2 separate regions of the Homo sapiens genome follow, and region 2 is linked to region 1. Evidence: chromatin loops called from intact Hi-C (ENCODE). Cell type or tissue: GM12878. All regions are shown on one strand. Links, peaks and the distances in the headings refer to the core of each region. The heading gives the core; the rest is flanking DNA.

Region 1 (11,973 bases), core at 1,395-9,394:
ACTATACTGACAGGCAAATGGAGCCTGTTATGACACTGACATTGAAGGTGAAAGGAGAATCCAGTTCACATTAGCCAGGGTCTCAGAGACCAGGTTTTGAGGCAGTATTTCTGCCTCTTGAGGACAGGGCAGAGCAGGTGGGTAAAAAGCAAAGAGACCAGGGAAGGGGGACTAAAAGTAAGGGAAACAGCATCTGAGGAAAGGCTCCTCTGACTGGATTTTCACAAACATTATTTATTAACCTCACTAAACAAGGATAATGGGACAAAACAGGGGCAAGCTGGAAAACCAGCAGGGGTATTTGGCAGCCAGAAATAAAAGGGAGTGGTCCAGGTGCCCAAGATTATCATTCAAAAGGAGTAACATTCCATTGATATTAGGTTTGTGAAATTGAATAATGAAGTGGCAATAACATAGTACGTTAAAAAATAACAAACTAGGCACTGTGGCACATGCCTGTAATCCTAGCACTTTGGGAGGTGGGAGGATTGCTTGAGCCCAGGAATTTAAGACCAGACTGTAGAGACCTCCATCTCTACAAAAAAATAAAAAAAATTAGCCAGGCATGATGGGACACGTGTGGAGTCCAGGTTACTTGGGAGGCTGAGGCAGGAGGATTGCTTGAGCCCAGGAGGTGGGAGCCGCAGTGAGCTGAGATTGCACCACTGCACTCTAGTCAAGTGAGACCCTGGCTCAAAAAAAAAAAAAAAGTAAGTAGGTAAATAAATAAATAAGCAAGCCAAGAAAGGGCCTTGTTTTTTTCTCAAGTTGATAGGCAACTGACAGTCTATGGGAGGGCTTTTCCCTTGAGATCTCCCTCTACTGCTTTAGGATAGGCACAAAAATGGGAGAAATGACAGAAGAGGTGCTTTTAAAGGGGGCCATTCCTGTTGCCCAAGGAATAGGAATGGGTAGGGTTGCCAGATAAAATACAGGACACCTAGTTAGATTTGGATGGCAGAATAAACAATAAATATTTCTTTAGTATACGTTATGTCCCAAATATTGCATGGGACATACATATATGAAAAAATTTTTGTTGTTTATCTACCATCCAAATTTAACTGGGTCTGCTGTATTTTTATTTTATTTGCTAAATCTGGCAACCCTACCCAAAAAGTCTTATCTTCTTAAAAGCTTGTCAGCCCAACAAGTCAAGTGTCCCATAACTCCTTCTGAAAGGTCTTAAGCAGTTTGCTTTAGGTAGGGTTCCTACCAAAACAGACAAATCCTGTTGGCAGAGAGATTGTATTTGTAGGCTTTGGCTCTGATAAAAAAATAAAATAAAAAATCTCCACCAGGCATCATTGGTTCTTTGGCTTCCTATTCTCCACAGTATATCTCAAAACTGGATACAGAGGGCCTGGGGTAGTTTTCGGCTGCTCCTGTCAACAGTGCCCTTCAGACCTCAGCTGGGCCTTTAAGGGCATGAACAAGTTGGGATCCTCCTGCTAGTTCCCTTTTAATTTTCACCTCTGAGCATGGCACAAGGCCTGGAAAGCACTCACAGGAGTTTCCCTCAAATGCCCTTGCAAACCTTGCAAAATGATGACCCATTCGCCATCATATGGCACTACAGGGAGGTGGGACCAGCTAGACTGGCAGGTGGAAAGGGGTTGATCATTTAGGCATAATTTCCAGGGACCCCTGGGCAAATGCAAGTTACGGGTTTGGGGCTATCGGCTTTTTTGGGGGAGGGGTGAGCAAGTGAAAGAAAAGGGAAATACGGAGGGAATGTGTCTCCAGCACCCTTTCTCTACTGTGCTGCAAAAGGCATCTTCATTCCTGACTTTGAACAAACAAGGTCTATAAATGGTTTGAAGAGGGGACAGTGATATGGTTTGGCTCTGTGTCCCCACCTGAATCTCATCTTGTAGCTCCCATCATTCCCGTGTTGTGGGAGAGACTCGGTGGGAGATGATTGAATCACTGGGGACGGTCTTTCCTGTACTGTTCTCATAATACTGAATGGGTCTCACGAGATCTGATGATTTTAAAAAACGGGAGTTTCCCTGCACAAACTCTCTTTTTGCCTGCCGCCATCCATGAAAGACGTGACTTCCTCCTCCTTGCCTTCTGCCAGGATTGTGAGGCCTCCCCAGCCACGTGGAACTGCAAGTCCGTTAAACGTCTTTTTCTTCCCAGTCTCGGGTATGTTTTTATCAGCAGCATGAAAACAGACTAATTCAGACAGTAAGCAATTTCCAGAGGAGACATCATTCAGAAGTTCATGGGACCACTGATTAGATCTAATTCAATATTTACTTATAAAGGCTTTGCTCAGGGAAGGAAATCTGAAGCTTCATGCTCTGGAAGTGGATTTGAGGGAGGCCCCAGTGGACCTGAATAATGGGTGTATACCACCACCTCTTTGCTATACACTACAGTGTACAGGTTTCGGCCCTCTCTGTTCCTCTGATGGGCTAGCTCCTCAGCAGTGTTGCTGTCTGTGCTCATCTGGGCACACACATTTAGTCCAACTCTGCCTTGACTATTTTTTTTTTTTTTGAGATGGAGTCTAGCTCTGTCACCCAGACTGGAATGCAATGGCACGATCTTGGCTCACTGCAAACTTTGCCTCCCAGGTTCAAGCAATCCTCCTGCCTTAGCCTCCTGAGTAGCTGGGATTACAGGCGCCCACCACCATGCCTGGCTAATTTTTGTATTTTTAGTAGAGATGGGGTTTTGTCACGTTGTCCAGGCTGGTCTTGAACTCCTCACCTCGGGTGATCTCCCCACCTTGGCCTCCCAAAGTGCTGGGATTACAGCTGTGAACCACTGTGCCCGGCCTGCCTTGACTATTTCAAGAGGGCAGCTTCCTAAAGGGTGTCCAAATAGTGCTATTCTAACAATGGCCAGGGGAGGAGGTACTGAGTAACTGTGACCCCAGACACACAAGATGGCAACAGAATGGCAGATTCTATTGCCATTGCCCTCTGTCAATCTGGAAATACTTTGGGAGGTAGGAAGAAGTAGGAAGGAAAAACAGTCTGGAAATATTTGGGGAGATGAAAACGAGTGAAGAGGTAGAGATACTTGACAAGAAACAGGGCCCCAAATCTCAGAGTCACAAAAAAGTGAGTACCATCAAGGCAGAGAGGACATTTTAGGATTTTAGCTGAGTGATTTCACTCTCTTGAGTCTCTTAACCCATTTTGTCCAAAGGGCCAATATTTTGAAGATTTTTACTCCATTTTGATAAAAATGAAGGAATTACATTTTCCTAAAGCCCAAGTTTCTCTAATGAGTAAGTGAGGCATTTTGGAAGCTGACTTGTCTGTGGTCACTTAGTTTCCTCTGGTTCAGGTCCTCATGATCTAATGAGAATAATCTATGCTATTTCTGGTATCTTAGAAAGTTGATGTCTCCCAAAGTGCCCAGAAGATGTCCAAGAAATGATTAGGAAATCACTAGAATGTCAGGAAGACATGATCTGAAAATTTCCCTTATTTATAGAGTGAGAAAAAAAAGAATTACTGAAAATCTCCTTCCCATCATCCAGGACAAAGCCAGGTAGAAAGCTGTATAAAACCTAAAAGAGCAAGTCAGGCTCTGGGCTGGGAGCTGCACGGAAACTCAAAGTTGGGGTTACCCACGTGTTTGGAGGAAAGAGTGCTGAGCTGAGGGGGAGAAGTCCTGAATTCTGGATTGGCTCTCATTTAGTCATAGCATTGTGTCCAAGTCACCTCCCTGTGTTTTAGTTTTCTTTTTCCACAGTAGGGTTCAGGCCATTTCTCTTCTCATTCTCACACGAGGATAGAATGAAATGATAGATGTGTAAGTGCCTAGTGGGGAATAAAGTAATATATGTATCTGTATATATATAAATAGCATGGGGTTTTCTTTTCTTCTAAAAGTGAAACTCGGCTTCATAAATTATTTAAGCCTCTCTGCTGGATCCACCCTTTGGAGAAAAAGACAGAAGGGAAAATACTCCCAAAGCCCAAAACGCTTCTGATGCTTATAACTGGGCTCTACAATTTGGTTGTCTGAAAGCTGAGACTAAGCTTGAGAGAGAAGCACGTTTAGGAGCTCCACAGCATAGGAATTCTGCAGGATCCCTATTCGTTCTTTTCCCGGTTGTAAAGAGCTCTTTTTTTTTCCCAAAGAGCACAAGAGCAAAAAACTTAAGTGCGGAAGTCACAAAAGCAGGGAAAACTACAGCATGGCCCTGAGAAGAGGAACTAGGTCAAGCTGCTCTCCCTCAGAGAGAGGTAGTGCCTGTTCCCAGGACAGCTCAGGCTTCATGACACACAGAGACAGAAGCAGGCTGGGAGCATGGATGGTTTCGGGAGTATATGGGGGACAACGAGGCATAAGCCGTGAGCAATTTAAGAGAAATCGCTTCGTCTCTCAAGCTTTTATTCTATGTTCGACGTCTCTCCCCCAGTGGATCTGGTCTAAGTGACTGGGTGTCAGTGCTTAGGGCCAGGGGCCCAACCCCACAAATAAATATTGCCTGACGCTGCCTGATAAACATGAGAAAAGAAAAGGTTGGCACATGTCCCAACACTGTTTCCTCTTATGTTATCTTACACCAAAGTGCAGAGAGCACATGAAATTGAGAGAGCCATCAAAACCAGAGTCTGGTTCAGGAGGTGCTCCTTCCCCTAACTCTAGGCACCAGAGAGGTTAATTCAGAAACTTGAGTCAGGGTTGAAAAGGGTGTGAAAAATGCCATGCTGATTCATGCAAATGGTCCCTTTTAGCTCTGGTCTCTTAGGATGGAACCACAGGAGAGCAGGGGCAGCCCCCTGTTGTCCCTGGCCAGCTTTGGATAAACGGGAACAGATTGGTCATCATCCGAGATTTTACCTGGAGTCTTCATGTACCGCTTCTTCTGGCCTGTCAAAAAGCAAGTGCAGGTTTGGATGGCAGGGAACAAAGTTGACGAGGAGGCTGAACACTGCATGAAGAGAGGACCGAGCCAATGAGAGAACAACGGCAGCAACAGAAAACCAAACAAACCCTGCAACAGACCTGACGGGGGATGAGTCGCTGGACGTGGATGAGGTGGGCATAGGGCTGGATGGCGCCGAGAACATGGGCCAAGATGGCGAGAGGGGTGAAGTTGGGCTTGGATTCGGGGGGCTGCAAGACATAACAACCAGAAAACTTGTCAGCACACAGGGAAACCACAATGGGAGCACAGGAGGTCATGGGAGGCCAGATGACGGAAAGCTGGGCAGAGCAGAGGAGCACCGAAACCCAGGGATGTGCTGTCAGGGCCATGTCACATTCCTCCAGACCAAATCTCCACGTCCAAGTAAACGTCTGTTCTGTAATTCCTCGGAGTATAAACAGGCTTTGCCCTGCAGAACAACTGCTTTTCAGGTGATAGAAGCTTCTTCGATCATGTACATTGGCGACAAATGCCCTGAGCCCACGCACATGAGTTCCCACACCCACGTGCTATCACCAGCCTTGTTCTGAGGCAGGGCTAGCTTATAGCGAGCCTTCAGCTTCCACTCTTGTGGGAGTGTTTTTCAGGTTACGTCTCAGCAGAAATGACCATGTTTTTTTTCTTCTGGGCCACAAAGGCCATTCGGTGAGAAAATAATCTCCTGTTTGCATTTTTAACTAGATGGGCTGTGTGCCACTGGAGATCTGAAGTACTGCATGAAGAAGGTGATAGCCGATGGAGGTGAATACAGATACACCTCTTGGGAGACGGCATGCAATTACCAGCAGAATGCGGTTCCTCTGAGGTTTGCTGCCTGGGCTTGCCCTTTCTCCTTTCGTGGAATTTGGGCATTACGATACTCAAAGAAAAAGCCCCAGAGGGAAGGCAATGAAAAAAACGAACTGAAACCTTCAATTTGTTCATTTTGTTCCTTGACGGGTAGCTAATCAAAAGTTTGGAGAGGAAAGGTTGAAATTACTCACTGAAACGTGGCTTGTGGATTTTAATTGGTTGTGTTAGCCCTTTGACTTATTTCCACAAATGACACAAGCACCTTCACAACTCTGTGAAATCATACATCACAAATAGTGCAAACACCAATGACAGAGAGAAACCAGTTCAGCCACACCACCACTTGCCACTCCTGAATCTCAGCGGACTGCTGAACTATTTGAAACAAGCCCTTCATGGGGGCAAAAATGACAGAAATCCGGTTCAAGGGGAACAGACTTTCTAAGCGTACTGCAATTTAGCAGGCACACACAAATGTCCTACTTACTGGGACTTCCCTAGGGTTATACCAATTCAAACATGAGACCCAATAATAGCCCTAATTACTTACTGTTGTAACACCTATAGACAAATAACAGCAAAAACCACAGTGTGAGTTCATCAGAGAGGCTCAAACTAATGTGACTGATAAACACTTTATTAAATTCCATTACGTATATTTTTAGAACATAAATTCCATGAGGCAGAGGCTTTTGTTTTGCTTACTGCTGTATATCCAGTGTCTAAAATATCCAGTGTCTGTAGGTACTATATTTAACAAATCATTACTGAGTAAATTAATGAGTCTCATTTACCCACGCAACAAGCCCACAAACAAGTACTGCTATAATTCCCATTTCACAGATGTGGAAACCTGGGCTAAGCTGAGGCTTCTCTAAGGATACCCAGCCTATAAGTAACAGGGCTGAGGTTCAAACCTCATCTGCTGATTCTAAGCCCAGGGCTCCTGCAGCCAGCGTACTCCCTCTGACATAGCAGGACTTGCCCTGTTCCTCTAGCCTGTGCCAAGCTTCTTTACAGACTCAGTCATAGCATTAGAATTCTTCTTAACCACTGATTCATGTGTTTCCTTTAGATACCTACCCTATTTGCAAGGGAAAATGACAATACAGTGATAGAGAATCACAATAAGACTCAACATATTCTAAATTCCAACAAAATCCCCAATCCTGCCTCCAGTGTTCGGTCTGGCGGATTCATATAGCAGATGGCATTCATATAAGAGAAGAAATAAAATGTAAAGAGTATGACTCTTTAAAGCTTTTTTTTCTTAATCCAGCAAAAACTAGTCATTGAGCACTCAGTATGTTCAATACAATAAATGATATTTGCCAAGGTCCCTTGACTTCAAGAGCTTAAAATATATTTGACAAGAAGCGACAGATTTAAAAACAACAGTAATGTAAGACAGTAAGATCCATCAGTTGAGGGCTAAGCTAGTACTAGCTTAATACCTGGCTCCCCCTTGACTCTGTCTTGAGTCCTAGGAAAAGTGTCAACTCCTCTCTACTGTGCAGTCTCCATTTTCTTCCACAGTTGCTGCTAGTCAGAGAGGCCTCACTTTCTCAGTCCTCTCAACACAACCCTGCCCCACCAGACAATGACCTAGTAGGCAAGGCCTGGCAACAACTTTCAAACCACAGCCCAGCCCAGGAACCCAAGCAGAACCAGGGACAATTTGGAGGTTCAAGAGAACAGCCCAGACCCAGGGGCTTGTACCAATCTGTTCTTTTGGTCAGTGGTTACCACAGGACAATTAAAAAGTCCTTCCAACTTTTTTTTTTTTAAATGACTTTAATAAGTAGGAAACACCTCCAGCTTCCTATTCCATCTGTACCAAGAATTATGCCTTTGGCTAATGGCATAGTTTGGAACATATTCTGTGAACACAATGTGGGTTCTAAATGTTTTTCACATCCTCAGATATCTAAGTGGTTTTTGGCCAGAACTACACGGCTGAAATTATCTGGGGGTGCGGCTGGAATGCAGGATATTCGTAACTATTATAATAACTTACTCCTCAATCCCCATGTCAATTACCGTAGTATCAACTGCAATTTTTTCTTCTGGAGACGGAGTTTTGCTCTTGTCGCCCAGGCTGGAGTGCAATGGCACAATCTTGGCTCACTGCAACCTCTGCCTCTTGGGTTCAAGCGATTCTCCTACCTCAGCCTCCCAAGTAGCTGGGATTATAGATCCCCCCCACCATGCCTGGCTAATTTTTTGTATTTTTAGTAGAGACAGGGTTTCACCATGTTGGTCAGGCTGGTCTTGAACTCCTGACCTCAGGTGTTCCACCCACCTTGGCCTCCCAAAGTGCTGGAATTACAGGCATGAGCCACCATGCCTGGCCTCAAATGCAATTTTTAACAACAGAATTTCAGAATTTCATTTGTTTATGTTTTAGCCATAGCAGTAACATTTGGTATAAAGTGACTGCATTTTAACATTTATTACCACTATGTTTGAATTGGTATAATAATAAAATGCATACTCCATAGTACTTCTGTGATTTTTTTTTTTTTAATTATACTTTAAGTTCTGGGATACATGTGCAGAATGTGCAGGTTTGTTACATAGATATACACGTGCCATGATGGTTTGCTGCACCCATCAACCCATCATCTACATTAGGTATTTCTCCTAATGCTATCCCTCCCCTAGCCCCCTACCCCCTGACAGGCCCCGGTGTGTGATGTTCCCCTCCCTGTGTCCATGTGTTCTCACTAACTCCCACTTATGAGTGAGAACATGCGGTGTTTGGTTTTCTGTTCCTGTGTTAGTTTGCTGAGAATGATGGTTTCCAGCTTCATCCATGTCCCTGCAAAGGACATGAAGTCATCCTTTTTTATGGCTGCATAGTATTCCATGGTGTATATGTGCCACATTTTCTTTATCCAGTCTATCACTGATGGGCATTTGGGTTGGTTCCAAGTCTTTGCTATTGTGAACAGTGCTGCAATAAACATACGTGTGCATGTGTCTTTATAGTAGAATGATTTATAATCCTTTGGGTGTATACACAGTAGTGGGATTGCTGGGTCAAATGGTATGTCTGGCTCTAGATCCTTGAAAAATCGCCACACTGTCTTCCACAATGGTTGAACCAATTTACAACCCCAGCAACAGTGTAAAAGCATTCCTGTTTCTCCACATCCTCTCCAGCATGTGTTGTTTCCTGACTTTTTAATGATTGCCATTCTAACTGGCATGAGATGGTATCTCACTGTGGTTTTGATTTGCATTTCTCTAATGACCAGTGATGATGAGTGTTTTTTTTATATGTTTGTTTGCCACATAAATGTCTTCTTTTGAGAAGTATCTGTTCATATCCTTCACCCACTTTTTGATGGGGTTGTTTTTTTTTCTTGTAAATTTGTTTAAGTTCCTTGTAGATTCTGGATATTAGCCCTTTGTCAGATAGATTGCAAAAATTTTCTCCCATTCTGTAGGTTGCCTGTTCACTCTGATGATAGTTTCTTCTGCTGTGCAGAAGCTTTTTAGTTTAATTAGATCACATTTGTCAATCTTGGCTTTTGTTGCCATTGCTTTTGGTGTTTTAGTCATGAAGTCTTTGACCATGCCAATGTCCTGAATGGTATTGCCTAGGTTTTCTTCTAGAGTTTTTACGGCTTTAGGTCTTACATTTAAGTCTTTAATCCATCTTGAGCTAATTTTTGTATAAAATGTAAGGAAGGGGTCCAGTTTCAGTTTTCTGCATATGGCTAGCCAATTTTCCCAACAGCATTTATTAAATAGGAAATCCTTTCCCCATTGCTTGTTTTTATCAGGTTTGTCAGAGATCAGATGGTTGTAGATGTGTGGCGTCATTTCTGAGGCCTCTGTTCTGTTCCATTGATCTATATATCTGTTTTGGTACCAGTACCATGCTGTTTTGGTTTCTGGAGCCTTGTAATATAGTTTGAATCCAGGTAGCATGTTCCCTCCAGCTTTGTTTTTTTGCTTAGGATTGTCTTGGCTATACGGGCTCTTTTTTGGTTCCATATGAAATTTAAAGTAGTTTTTTCTAATTCTGTGAAGGAAGTCAGTGGTAGCTTGATGGGGATAGCATTGAATCTATCAATTACTTTGGGCAGTATGGCTATTTTATGGCTATTTTCATGATACTGATTCTTCCTATCCATGAACATGGAATGTTTTTCCATTTGTTTGTGTCCTTGTCTTATTTCCTCGAGCAGTGGTCTGTAGTTTTCCTTGAAGAGGTCCTTCATATCCCTTGTAAGTTGTATTCCTAGGTATTTTATTCTCTTTGTAGCAATTGTGAATGGCAGTTCACTTCAATTTACCAAGCAAATGGAAAAAAAAAAAAGCAGGGGTTGCAATCCTAGTCTCTGATAAAACACTTAAAACCAACAAAGATGAAAAAAGACAAAGAAGTGCATTAAATAATGGTAAAGGGATCAATGCAAAAAGAAGAGCTAACTTAATGCAACAGGAAGAGCTAACTATCCTAAATATATATGTACCTAATACAGGAGCACCCAGATTCATAAAGCAAGTTCTTAGAGACTTACAAAGAGACTTATACTACCACACAATAATAGTGGGAGACTTTACCACCCCACTGAGATATTAGACAGATCAAGATAGAAAATTAACAAGGATATTCAGGACTTGAACTCAGCACTGGACCAAGCGGACCTAACAGACATCTACAGCACTCTTCACTTCTGTGATTTTTTAAATGACTAAAGGAATTATGCCTTTTGTTTATTTGTACTTTAGAGTCATGGCAATAATCCTATCAACAATACTACTGCACATTTTATGTACTGCAAAGATGCATGTCGCAACAGAAGGACTGTAAACAGACAAGAAATAGAGAGTACATTGTATTTTAGTTCTGATGCAAAACTAAGGGTGTATGACTATGTGTTCTCATACTCATAGAACACATATGTGAGATATAAGACGCACAGGGATGGTTATTATGGCCCAAGACTCTTTGTAGAATCTTAAATTCTCCTTTCACTACAGAAGTGTCTGGCTGTAGGTTACTTAAAAATGACAACGGCAGACAAAAATAAATACATAAATAAACAAAATAAAAATCTTGCTCCCTCCTGCCCCTCACCAAACCCAAAACAAAACAGACAAATTTCAAAATGGTCAATTTCACTCCTGGCTCTGAAACCTCCAATATCAAATTTGCAACCCCTTTCCCACTAATGAAGCCAAGGATAACAAACAATTAAAAGAGGAGAAAATGATTTTATAACTACAATTTTAGCAGATGACTGCTAAAGGCATTCCTACAACCCTCAGAGTCCAGATGGGTGTATTAAGCTGAATGCCCAGTGCCCCTAAATATTCCTGGGGTCCTGCCAGGCCCCCACATCTAGGCCCAATGACAGCAACAACACAGCATACACTGTAGCATGCAAGGAACATTTGCTGGTCTGGTTTGGATTCAACTGGTAGGCTTACATCCACTTTAGTTTGCTGGCCCACAGTGTCCTCAAAAGGAGTCAGACAGTCCCAGTCAGTCTCTGAAATTCACTGGACAGTGAAAGAATAACGGTTTAGGAAGATAAGGCTAAAAGGCTTGGCAGCATAATGGGTTGTGGCTGATAGTTCAAGTACAGTGTGTAGCAATATCATCAGCTTGACACCCTTCTGTGGTGACTCACTTGAATGATGGAACATCTGCTGGACCAGCCAGGGCATGCCTGCCATACTGTGGCAGGGCTGCCCAGGCAGGCTCCCAGTCTGACAAGGGATGTGGCAGACCCTCTCTGATCTCCACACCACAGTAGTAGAGCTGCTATAAGATGAGAGGTTCTGTAACTGGAGGAGTAAGCTGACCACGAAGAAGAAAGTTAATCTTTCAAAATTCTAATAATGAAAATTACTGACGGCCTTGTAGAAAATTGGAAAATACCAAAAACCAAGAAGAAAAGAAATACAACCATACATAATTTATGCCACTGATAATCACTGTTAACACTTTGGCATATTTCTCCTCGCTTTTTTTTGGAGAATTATACTACACATGTAGTTAATACCCTCCTTTTTTTCCCTTAATAAGGCATTTTCCAATGCAATTATATAGCCTTTGATAACATATTTTTAAAATGGCTACAGGCTGTTCTATTGTATGGTATACTCTGATTTCTGTAACCATTTTCTTATTGTGTATATTCAGACTCCTATCCCCCTTTAGCTATTATAAATAGCATTGCAACTCACATCTTTGTAGAGAATCCCTGCCAGTGTCTCAATTGTTTCCTTAGCATAAATTCCTGAAAGTAAAATTA
Region 2 (11,973 bases), core at 1,550-9,549, 190 kb after region 1:
ACCACTGTTCTTCCTGATATTCCTAGAACACAAGTAGCTCACGTCACCTCAGGGCCTCTGCACATGTTGGTCACTCCATCAATAACACTCATCTACCCACTCCTGACACGCTTCCCTCCCTCCCTTTGTTCAGATTTCTTCTCAAATGTCACCTCTTTAGAGAGACCTTTCCTGCTCCAGGTATCTAAAATCACTCCCTTCTCCCTTATCCTCTATCCACCAGCCCTTATTTTTGCAGAATACTCATCTCTACCAGAAATTATACCTTTATCTACTTGCTTACTCTTTGTTGTCAATTTCTTTTCATTGTATATGCTCCATGAGAGCAGAGACAATCTGCCCTGTTCATGACTAATCTCAATAAATATGTCCTGAAAGAATAAATACAATCCATGTTTTCACCAGCTGAAAACACAAGGAGCCGACAGGCCAAAAGTCTCCACATTCCAGGAGCCTTGAATAGTGACAGGTGGCTGCATATATTGGTACCTTCTAGAGTTCAGGCCCCTGCAGTGGGAAGCATGAGACAAACAGGTTTGACAGAGATCTCATTCATACCCTGACCTCAAAGCAAGAATACTGCTAGTCAGACTTTTCTTCCCTAGCCTACCAGATACAAAGGCATCTATTTTTTTTTCATTGTTTCTTGAAAACAAACACACAGAAAAATAAGCTGAAAGAGACATAGAGTAAAGTAAAATAGGTAGCAGGAACAGAAACAAAAATCTGCCTGGATGGGAATAAACCTACCAGCTCTCAGCCACAGTCAGGGGAGGTTCTAAAGAGTGTTCCAATTCTTGGCAAAAGACAGGCATCCAGGGTGACAGCACGTAGGTTCTTGCACAGCACAGGCTGAGGACTATACATCTGCCTGGGATGGAAGGAGTGTTTCTTTGTGGGTTTCTACTTCTGCAATCTCCTAGTCCACCTTAAAATTCCAAATCAGAATAGCAGCAAAAGAGCAAGGCTTAATGCACACTGCAGTAACACTGACCAGCTTAATCAGGACCATTTGTCTCCTACATGGGGATCTGGACATTCTGAGAATGAATTACACAGTGGCCTCAATTCCCTTCTGCCTTAAGGCCCGGTGGTTTTGCACTGATTTCTCAACCGAAAGAGATCATCATCAGCTTTCTGAGGGTGGAAGTGTTTCAAACAGAGAACCAACTGCCTCTGCCCATCAAGGTCACTTTCCTGCCTTTACCTATCTGTCTTCTTACCTCGAAATGCTTTAAGAACAATTTGTTGGTCACAACAAACTCTGAGGCAGCGAAGGGCAGGGAAAGAGAGGGCATTCAGAATCAAAGGCCTAAGATTTGAGCCCTGGTGTCTCCACAAACTGCTTGTGTAAGCTGGGCATACTTCACCTCTCTGACCCATTCCCCTCACATATAAGATGCAGGTGTTGTGAAAATCAAATAAGGCAATGCCCGGAGGAACTTTAAAGAGACTGTACAGTGCCACGTTTTTATATAAACGGGCTCTGGCTTTGGATAATGATGACATTATTGGTAATAAGAATAAAGCGCAACATTTAATCATTGCCGATAATACCAGGCACCATTGAGCAAAGGATGTCCATCCTAATCTCATTTATTCTTCCAAAAAAACCAAAGATTTAATTATTAAAACTATTCCCACCTTCAGACAAAGAAACTGAGGCTTGGAGAAATTAATTTCTCAAAATCACACACTCAGTAATTCTTGAGGCTGGGATTTCAAACCACGTGTGGAATACTCCAGAGCTAACACTTCTAAGCACTACTCTACCCTCTGCTCAATCTTACATGCCGATTGTGAGCTGCAGGCTCTGACAACTCTGATCAGTGCAGGGAGTGACCAAGTTTGCCCTCAGAATGAAGTCTCAGTTTTCACATCTGTAAATGGGGTCAATAATAGTATCTAGCTCATAGGGTTCTTAGGAGGATCAAATGACATAACGTATATCAAGCAGTGAACATGTTGCCCACTCCCCAGTATGTACTCAATAAACATTAACCACAATAACTGGAAGCCTGTACTCGGTGGCAGTGGGGGAAATATTTTAGTCTCTGTCTCAATAACCCCTTGCACTGGGCTTTAGGGGTTAAAGATGTAGCCAGGGACCTGCTCACTGTCTCTTGGCTGAAGCCCAAACTGGGATGGCAACGGGTGGCTCACACCTGCTCAGGCTGCAGCCTGCTGTCAGTACAGAGCCCACATCACTGAGGGAAAGGGGAATATTAGGCCATGGCAGAGGCATACACTGGCTGCATCTGCCAGTCTAAAGCTAGCTGAGAGAGAGGGTAGATTTGTCAAGTGTCTTTTAGGACAAGCAGAAAGGCTTCTGATTATCCATGCAAGTCCAAGGAGTACCACCACCAGTCATAGCTTTGGGGGCCAGGGTCTCATCAAACAAAATAGCTGGGAACTCAAATAATAAAATATCTGCAAAAACAAGCTGTTCCTGCCCCTTCTTCTCTCTCCAGCCCCCTGCCCTCCGAGCCAGGGCTATTCTAGAGCTGGGGTATTACAGCTCAACTAAATGTAATTCAAGCTCAATGCACCACAGCAACTGTGTTGCACAGGCAACTCATAATGAAAAGTGAGGTGTAGAAAGTCAGCACCTAGGGAGAGCTAGAATTATACCACCTCGCCTGACTGCGGCTCAGAAGATGAAAGTGGTGGCCACGGAAACTGCATGCACAGGAGAGAGGAGAAAGGGGAAAGAAAAAGGGTGTGGGGAGGAGGGCAGGAAGGAACGCAGGCAAGGGAGGGAGGCAGAGTGTCTGTCCTCTATCAGCTCAGACCTGGCAGGCCTGGAGAGAAAGCTGGAGGGGATGCTGCACTCAGCTGACTGCCTCGTGGGCCAGTGCATAGGCGGCCAGGCCACTGTGCCCATTAATGCCTTCCACCCTTCTCAGGTTTAAAAGGGGAAATGTTCTATTTATAAGCCACCGACCAGCAGAGGCCTGGCAGCCTCTGGATGGTTCTGATCCCAAAAGGATCCTGGTTACCGGTGGCTGCCTCCTCCTGCCTCTCAACTGTGGGTGTTCTAACAGCAAAAGGCCAAAGGTGACTAGAAGCAAAAGAAAAACAAATCCTCTTTTCTGCCCTCTGCTGCTTTCATGAGACGGTGGATTTTTGGTAATGGCTGAAGGCTTTAGATGTCTTTTAAAAATAGTGGCCCAGGCGATCCCATCAAGGCTTTCCCTACAGTTTTCAAGCCTAAATCTCCTTTTCTGTTTTACAGATCAAGGGAGGCTGAGGAACAGAGATGAAGGAAATGTACAGTCAGAGGCACAACAATAGGAAACAGAGCAATGGTAATGATGTCCCTCCCCATCTCCTCTCCTGGTCCTCAATCTTGTCCTCATAAAACAAGGCAAACCTGAATAAAACGCCATCAGGGAGTTTGCTCTGAATGACGGCCTAAAGAAGGATGAGTGGATGTACAGAAACAACATATAAAGCATTATGTTGTGTTGCCAAATCCCTGTGGGAGAGTGGTGGGCCACACTAAGGGTCTGACCCTGGGGAAGCCAGTCAGTGAAATGCGTGACCCTTGTGCACCCAGCACTGTGCACAGGTGTTTGAGGAACCACTGAGGGCTCTAATGAGGTGGTGCACTAAGAAGGAATATGGGATGGCCCCTCAGCCACAAAGAACTAGAGGGGTTAGATGTTGGAGTCTGATGATGAAATTCCTTCCAGCCCCCATGGGTGGACCACATATGAACAGGATGGCAGAATGGATCAAAGATTTCAAGCATATGAAGTGTTGCAGGAAAAAAATGACCCTGGCAATGAGGCAGGCTAGGGTTTGAGTATGAGCTTCACTACTTCTCAACTGTGCTCCCTTGACCTCTTTAAGCCTGTGAGCTCCTTTGGAAACTCAGTTGCTGTGAACAGCATTTGTACAAATGGCAGCCCATCGTGTGACACTTTCATGCTCCCTCTCAAAACCTCATGCCATCCCATTTAGACTAATTTTAAAAACTTAGCCTTGTGTTAAGCCAAGGGTTAATAAACTACAGTCCCTGGGCCAAATTCACCATTGCCTGTTTTGTAAAACAAAGTTTTACTGGAAAACACCCACACCTGCTCATTTCCATATTGTCTGTGACTGCTTTCACACTACCATAGCGGAGTTGAATACTCCTATAAAAATAAAAATATTTACTATCTGGCCCTTTACTAAAAAAAGTGGACCCCTGTGCTAAGCAATAACATTTGTAAAATCAGGGGATTGGCCAGGCGCAGTGGCTCATGCCTGTAATCCCAACACTTTGGGAGGCCGAGGCAGGCGGATCACCTGAGGTCAGGAGTCCGAGACCAGCCTGGCCAACATGGTGAAACCCCATCTCTACTAAAAATAAAAAAAATTAGCCAGGTGTGGTAGCAGGCACCTGTAATCCCAGCTACTAGGGAGGTTGAGGCAGGAGAATCACCTGAGCCCAGGAGGCGGAGGTTGCAGTGAGCCGTGATCACACCACTGCACTCCAGCCTGGGTGACAGGGGTCTCAAAAAAATAAATGAAATAAAACAAAATAAAATCAGGGGATTTCAGAGAACTTATGTTCCCCCACAATACACATCAAAATAAATACAGAAGTCTAGATGGTAATTTAAAATATACTCTCTCAAATGACCTAGTGTACCACCAGTGGTGTGCACACCCCACTTTGAGAAATACAGTAACGAGGATTAAATGAATGAACACTCATAAAGCACCAAGACTGAGAAACAGTAGCAGGTTGTCTTCCTCCCTTCAAGAGCAGTGTTACCAATCCAGCTGGCTTTTCCTTTCCAGTGGGTTTTTCCTTTTGTTGTGGGAGTAACTGGCCTGGCCAGATGATAAGAGTAATAACCAAGAGTAATTAGGCACTTACCAACTAATGTGCAGATACTAATGTGCTGAACTTTCATTCTTACAATGAGTTTATGAAGCAGGGGTATTATTATCCCCATTTTACAGAAGAGGAAATGGAAGCTTAGAGAGGCGCACCACCTGTCCAAAGTTCTACACCCAGGATGCTATTCTACACCAGCCACACATTACTCCTCCATGCAAACCCTCTCTCTAATCCACGTGGCGGAATCTACCCAAAGAGAATGATCTGAGATACGTACAAAGGCTGATGTACAAGGCCAATAACTGATGAAATTAATAACTTTTGAAGCTATTATGAATAACATAGGCCAATGTTATTTGTAATACCAAAAACCTGGAAAGAGCATTAGTCTAACAATGATAAATGATTCAACAAATTAAGATATAGTCCAATGACAGAATATTAAACAACCATGACAGGTGATACTTCTAAACATTTCATGACATCAGAAAATGTCTGTAATTTTTAAAGCAGAATACAACAAGCATATTCAACATAATGCCAGTTAAATTAAAATTCATACTGACATTGACAAAATACATACAAGACATCATTTAAAAAAGGCAAGAAGGAAGTATCTCTGGGAATAATATTACCAATGATTTTTGACTGAATGTTTCAAAATCATTTTGCTGTATTTCTGTAATATTCTACAATGAGTTCATATTTCCTTCTTCAATCACTGCTCTTCTCCCCACCTCCCAGTGTGAATGACAAATTGGCAAACTGCAGTGGGTTCTTCAGCATTTTTATTCAAATATAAAGGATTCTTATAAAAGCACTAGATTAGGCCAGGTGCAGTGGCTCACGCCTGTAATCCCAGCACTTTGGGAGGCCGAGATGGGCGGATCATGAGGTCAGCAGATCGAGACCATCCTGGCTAACACGGTGAAACCCTGTCTCTACTAAAAACTACAAAAAAATTAGCCGGGCGTGAGGGCGGGTGCCTGTAGTCCCAGCTACTTGGGAGGCTGAGGCAGGAGAATGGCGTGAACCCGGGAGGGGGAGCTTGCAGTGAGCGGAGATCATGCCACTGCACTCCAGCCTGGGCAACAGAGCAAGACTCCATCTCAAAAAAAAAAAAAAAAAAAAAAAAGCACTAGAGCACTAGATTAAAAACAAACCACAAGGAAAGAAAGGACTAGGACTTGGATGCAAAGAGGAGGAAGTGTTATATTTTTTCTTCTTCTGGGGAGGAGAGAAGGGAGGAAATTTCCATTTTTCAAGTGTAGCTCACTCTCAAATCCATGAGCTCTGGGCATGTAGTCTGCACCCTGGGTACTTCTGTAGATGGTTTGAATATGACATACACCCACACGATGTAATTGGGCCATCTGTCTATTGTTCCCCTGTGGTCTGAACCTCCACAGCAGATCACATGAGCTTTAAAGGTAGAGACAGATGTGTGTTCTAGTTATGAGTGTCCTTACCTCTCGGTACTCATATATCTCAGTGCCACCTGCCCTTAAGAACTCCCAGAAGGCTGGGCGTGGTGGCTCATGCCTATAATCCCAGCACTTTGGGAGGCCAAGATGGAAGGATCACGTGAGGCCAGGAGTCCAAGAACTTCTAGAGGCATTCACTGAAGGAAGAGCTACAGGAAGCCTGGACTCCTGCAGTTTCATCCGGCACAAGATCCAGGTGGGAGTAACAGGAAAATGTTGAACAAGAGTGAGAAGTGGAGTGAACTACAAAATGGCATTCTGAAAAGCCAGATGGCCAGTGTTAAGCCAGGTCCTGACATGCATGAGAAGGCATGCCTGCAGCAACTTCAGCATATTCCTTTCAACATAACCCGATTAACCTATGGAATCTGAGTTAATACCCACATTGAGGAAAGTGGCACTATAAAGTCAAGATTAGGAGACTGAGCCCTCTCTGCCTCAATCTGTCAGACTTCAGCCTTCAAGCAGCTGGAGAAACAGTGGGAGGGCAGCATTCTTGTAAACAAGCTAATCTTTTTAGAGTTAAGTAGGCAGTGACATTTGTTATTTAAAACATCAAACTTGGAAAAGACCAACTCACACTGTAAGAGCCTGCCCTTCTCTTACTCCCTTGCACTGGACTGGTGTGTTCTCTCTGACAAGTTCTCGGCTTTCTAACCTTCCCTCAGGTGGGACGGCAGGACAATAGCAGCCTGAGCTGAGAACAGGCCTCTCATCCTGCTTCCAACCTGGACTCATTACAAAGAAAAATGAACCAATTCTCATAGTCTTTGGGGAGTAAATTTTATAACTCCCTAAAGATATTCCCTACCTTGTACCCAAAGGTAGGGAACAGCAAAAAGACAAAAAGACATCGAGAGATACAGCAAACGGGGCTGCAGCGGGTGAGATGGGAGAAATGGTTCTTGCCCAGGGAAGTCTTGTTCTTTGTAATAATGAAAGGGACGAATCAATGACAAGTATCAGATAACTAGGTGACTGACACTGGCAGTGACCACTTCCTCAAAAAAAAAAGCTTAAGAAGAAACAATATCATACTTTCTTCTTCTTTATTACCAATACTCCCTTTTTCCCCTTCCCTTCTCTACTAGGTAAGAGTTTGACAAATTAGAGAATCTGGTGTCACTGATATAGATTCCTGACATTCTAGAAGCAAATCCAGGAAGGGTCCCCATGGGTAGCAGGGCTGGCAAAATAAAATATTGGTTTTTAAATTTAGTATTTAGGGATTAACTTGACCAGGAGCACACACGATCTCTAGGCAGAAAAATAAAATCCTAATAAAAAACACTGGTGGTCTGAATAAATGGAAAGACATTCAAAACCCTTGGAAGACATGACTTAATATTACAAAGGTGTCAACTTTCTCCAAATAACCTGTATGATTCAATGCACTCGCAAAGAAAAATTTTATTTTAGGGGAAACTTCTTAAACTTATTATAGAATTTATACAGAAGGATAAAGACTCATAAATACCCAAGTCAAACCTCAAAAGGGAGAATAAATAGAGGAGACTTATATAACTAGATATTAAGAGTTGCCTCAAAGTTATTATTAAAAACAGAGAGGTATTGGGACAAAAACAGCTACACAAAAAACCTGAATAAAGGGCTCAGAGACAGAACTAAAATATGCAAACCTAAAATGCAAGAACACTGGCACTACAAATCAATCGAGGGAAGAATGGATAGCTTAGTAGATGTTGATAGGAAAACTAACTCTTCCCAAGGATAAAAATAAGAATGGATCTTCATGGAACATCTCATACAGTGGTGGAAATCAGCTAGATTAGAAACTTAAATGTGCAAGACACACTCATAAAGCCAATAAAAGAAAACATAGGTACACATCTTTGTGACATGGGTCATAAAGGCCTTCTCCAAAACACAACTTGAAAATCATAAACAAGAAAGCAAAAAAGAGATGATTTGAATATATAAAAGGGCTTTGAAGGATTTATAGTCAAAGAAGGATACCACGTATTAACAGACAGATGACAAGATGAGAACATATTTAAACTGGCTAAATCTAACAAGGGATTAGTATCTAGAATCAGTAGGAACTTTTTACATATCAAAAAGAAAAGATGGTAACTGAAATAGAAAAATGGGCAAAGGACATGAATAGGCAATTAACAGAAGAGGAAACCCAGTAAACTAACAGGCCTATGAATAGATGCTCAAATTCATTAATTACCAGAGAAATGCAAATTAAAACAACAATGAACTATCATTTTACACCTATCAGACTGGCAAAAAATTAGAGAGCTGAATACTGGTGAGAGTTGGCAGGAATGGAGAAATTTGCATGTAGGGTTGGTGGGACTGCGGATCGACCACTCTGGAGAACAATACAAGAGAGTGCTTAAACTAAGTATATGCATAGCCTTTGTCCAGCAATGCTTTGGGTGGGTGTATCCCAGAGGAATTCTCACACAGGAAGATATGTACAAAGATGTCCATTGTGGTGGTGTGAGTACTGATGAGGAGTTGGAGGCATGAGAAGATGGAGTACATCTCTACAAAAACAGATACAAAGTGCTGTGTACCACAAATTATGCAGTAATCAGAAGCCACAGCATAAAAGGACACAGAGGAATACGAATGGCTCCTGACACAATGATGAGGGCACAAAGTAAGAAATAAAACAAGACCCAGAACCATTTATTAACACACACCATTTATCAAGAACACAGGAAGATAAAAGACACACATTTTAGAAAAAAGAACTAAAAGGGAATGGATGAATAAATAAAATGAAACGAAAGAATGAATGAATCAAGAAACCTGTGCTGATAATGTGCCATGAACAGGGGAGTGTGATGAATTCATCTCTCTAAACCTGAGATCCAAACAGAGCATAGAGAAGAGGAGAAGAAAAGGCTCTGCAAAGAAATGTACATATATTTATCAGCTGCCATCCTCTCCCTGGCAACTGGGTCATTTGGAAAATACCAGCAGCTGACAGACATTACTTATGGCCCTGTCTTATACTCCACAGGCACCGTATGCCCTGAGAGAAACTTCGAGATGAAAGCAAACGAATTCAGAAATTCCCTTTTGTTAACTGCTCCTTCAGAACATTCTGGCTCTCTGATAAAATGTTTGCATTGAAATTCCCACCAAAACATTTCCTAGAAAAGAAAATGCCGGACATTTGGAATTTGGACTCTAGACATTTGGAATCTGGTTAAGAAGAGCAGTGTCTCACTCTTAAATTCATATCAGATTGGCTTCATATCTTTAAAAGAGTTTAGATTGTGTCATAAACAGAAGGAGTGTTGCAGAACAATCAAGACCCAGAGCATTAGCGCCACCTGTGGTAGATGAGCCTTATGGGGGGTTTGCATTAAATTGTAAATTACTGCAATCAAGAGATACAGTAAAACAACCCCACCAAGGAGGGGAAGCTAAGAACCTGTACCATGTGGGAAAGGGTCCAAACTCAAAAAAGGGTGAGGAAGCACTAAACCAGACCATCACACTGGTTTGCCAGCTTAGAAATCAATCAATACCCTAAAAAAACAATTCCTATTTAAATGACTCCTGAAAAAGTGGCCAATTTTTTTTTTTTTTTTTTTGAGACAGAGTCTCAGTCTATTGCCCAGGATGGAGTGCAATAGCACGATCTTGGCTCACTGCAACCTCTGCCTCTCAGGTTCAAGCGATTCTCCTGCCTCAGCTTCCTGAGTAGCTGGCATTACAGGCGTGTGCCACCATGCCTGGCTAATTTTTGTATTTTTAGCAGAGACAGGGTTTCACCATGTTGGCCAGGCTGGTCTCTAACTCCTGACCTTGTGATCCGCCCGCCTCGGCCTCCCAAAGTGCTGGGATTACAGGCGTGAGCCACCGTGCTGGCAAAAGTGACCAATTTTTTTAACCCATCTTTTTACCTCCTGTGTGCTAGATGAAAGGGTAATGACTGAAGAATCATTAGACACCCAAGGCAAGCAACTCTCTTTGCTCTGTGAATAATGAGGTGCAAAAAGCAAAATGTCACAACTGCTTATATTTTCCAAAATAAAACTGTTTGTCTTATTCTTTTCTTGAGGGAGGTCAAGTAATGCATGTTATTATGTATGTTGTTCTATAGCCTAATTTTTTTAAAATTTCAATCATTAACAAACTATCAGCACAATTTCTGCAAATAGATCCAGCCCTCTCTGGTTCTTTCTAAAGGCTGTGTATTACTCCTTAATTTATTTAGCCAACTCCCTATTTGGTATTTAGATTGTCTCTCATTCTTTGCTATTATCACCAACGCCCCAACAAATTTATTTGTTGTACAAACTATCTTTGCACTCTAATGATTTCTTTAGGATAAGCCATTGGGGAGTTAGAGGGTGGTCACTTTTTTAAGGATTCCAAAGCATATCCTCGAAATGCCTTAAGAAATGTCAGAACCAGTTGGGATGCCCACCACTAGAACCATGGTTGTCCTTCAAATCTATTGGGATTTATCCCAAGTAGAGAGATGTAGGTTCATAAGGTCACAAGTTAAAAGTAAACTTCTGGCTGGTGTAGGGGGAGGTCTCCATTCACGTGCCTCTCCTCCCCCACCCCACCACTCTTGGGTCCTTTATTATGGAGGCAATGTGTCCCAGGCAGGGCCAGGTGTGAGTATCTGTTAGTGTAGCCTGCTTGGCATCCATCCCCTCTGGTCCTGATGGCTTCCCTGATTTCCCTCTGGGAAACTACTCTGTTCCCATTTTTTGCAGCAGTCTTGAAACTCTCAATCAAAATGTACAGTTTTTCCCTGGGTGGACCCAAATTAGACCAACTTGTTGCCTGGAAATCTCAATGTTCAGAAAGGTGAGGCAAGGACTACAAACAGTTTAGAGCTTTGTCGTATTATCCAGAAGACCCTTTCTCACCGGGTTCCTAGGTCTCCAGAACTCATCTATTCTCAAGCCTAGCTTTTCAGCTCCTCTGACCTTACTATGAGCTACCATACAGCCTTACATATTCCTTCATTATTGTTACTGTTGTTTTTGCCTCAGTTAGTCAGAGTTGACTTCAAGTGTTCTAAAACAATCTTACCTAATTAAGGGTGGGGTAGGGTGGAATTACTTCTTTGTTTCCTTGCATATTTACTTGAAATTTTTCCCTTGCTCATTTTATTTTTTTTGGAGGTGGAGGGGAACATTTTTTTTTCATCTCATAAAGGCCTCTCAACCTACCCACAGCAGGCATTCCAAATTATTTAATATTTCATACAAAACTCCTGGGTAAAAAATTATATTTTGAAGAGAAAGAAAGGGGGGGAAAAATCTCTGTCCTGTAATGGCTTTCACAAAAAAACAACTTCATCCTTTGGTCCACATGGAGAGGCACTGTTCTACTGATTTTCCTAACACAACTGGAATTCACAGTAGGGCAACCTTTAAATTTTTTCTCAAGTGGATTTTACAAAGCAAGGTGACAGGATTTCCTTTGTACTCTTGCAGCAACCTGGAAGGATTTTGTTTTTTCTCCTATACACCAAGGAGATAATCAGCCCAAACATTCTACCAGTTGCAGGTTCATTTTAATCCCATTGCCTTTACAAGGTTACAGGTACCCTTGGAAATCATGATTAACCAGAGTGCTTACAGGCAGCAGCAGGGCAAATGCACTACAGTCTACAGAGGCTGCCCAGGGACACTTCCATTA

The links. A loop is a pair of places that touch in the nucleus more often than their neighbours do. Peaks named below come from ENCODE experiments on the same cell type or tissue, not always from the same donor. Only the 100,000 strongest peaks of a DNase experiment are listed, where the experiment ranks them.
Region 2: it touches region 1 in a loop (4-fold over the local background); 8 of 110 quality-filtered maps call a loop at or near these places.

Annotation. Positions count from the first base shown.
Region 1 is chr5:143,200,316-143,212,288 of GRCh38, reverse strand. It overlaps ARHGAP26 (Rho GTPase activating protein 26), which reads right to left. Exons shown (of 23, transcript NM_001135608.3): 21 at 4,981-5,091. Among named protein-coding and RNA genes, the nearest start is that of ARHGAP26-IT1, 14 kb to the right of the region's middle. RefSeq lists enhancers at 4,554-5,053, 5,163-5,272, 5,693-5,802, 11,288-11,447. In GM12878, for the core only: a CTCF peak has its summit at 2,857; DNase peaks (open chromatin) are centred at 4,488, 5,748 and 6,549; H3K4me3 peaks cover 1,893 bases; H3K27ac peaks cover 5,748 bases.
Region 2 is chr5:143,014,632-143,026,604 of GRCh38, reverse strand. The region is part of intron 12 of ARHGAP26 (Rho GTPase activating protein 26); the gene reads right to left. Among named protein-coding and RNA genes, the nearest start is that of ARHGAP26-AS1, 150 kb to the right of the region's middle. RefSeq lists enhancers at 4,610-4,699, 6,380-6,589, 7,010-7,059. In GM12878, for the core only: no CTCF peak of the experiment used is centred there; DNase peaks (open chromatin) are centred at 2,634, 6,234 and 7,228; H3K4me3 peaks cover 2,026 bases; H3K27ac peaks cover 6,170 bases.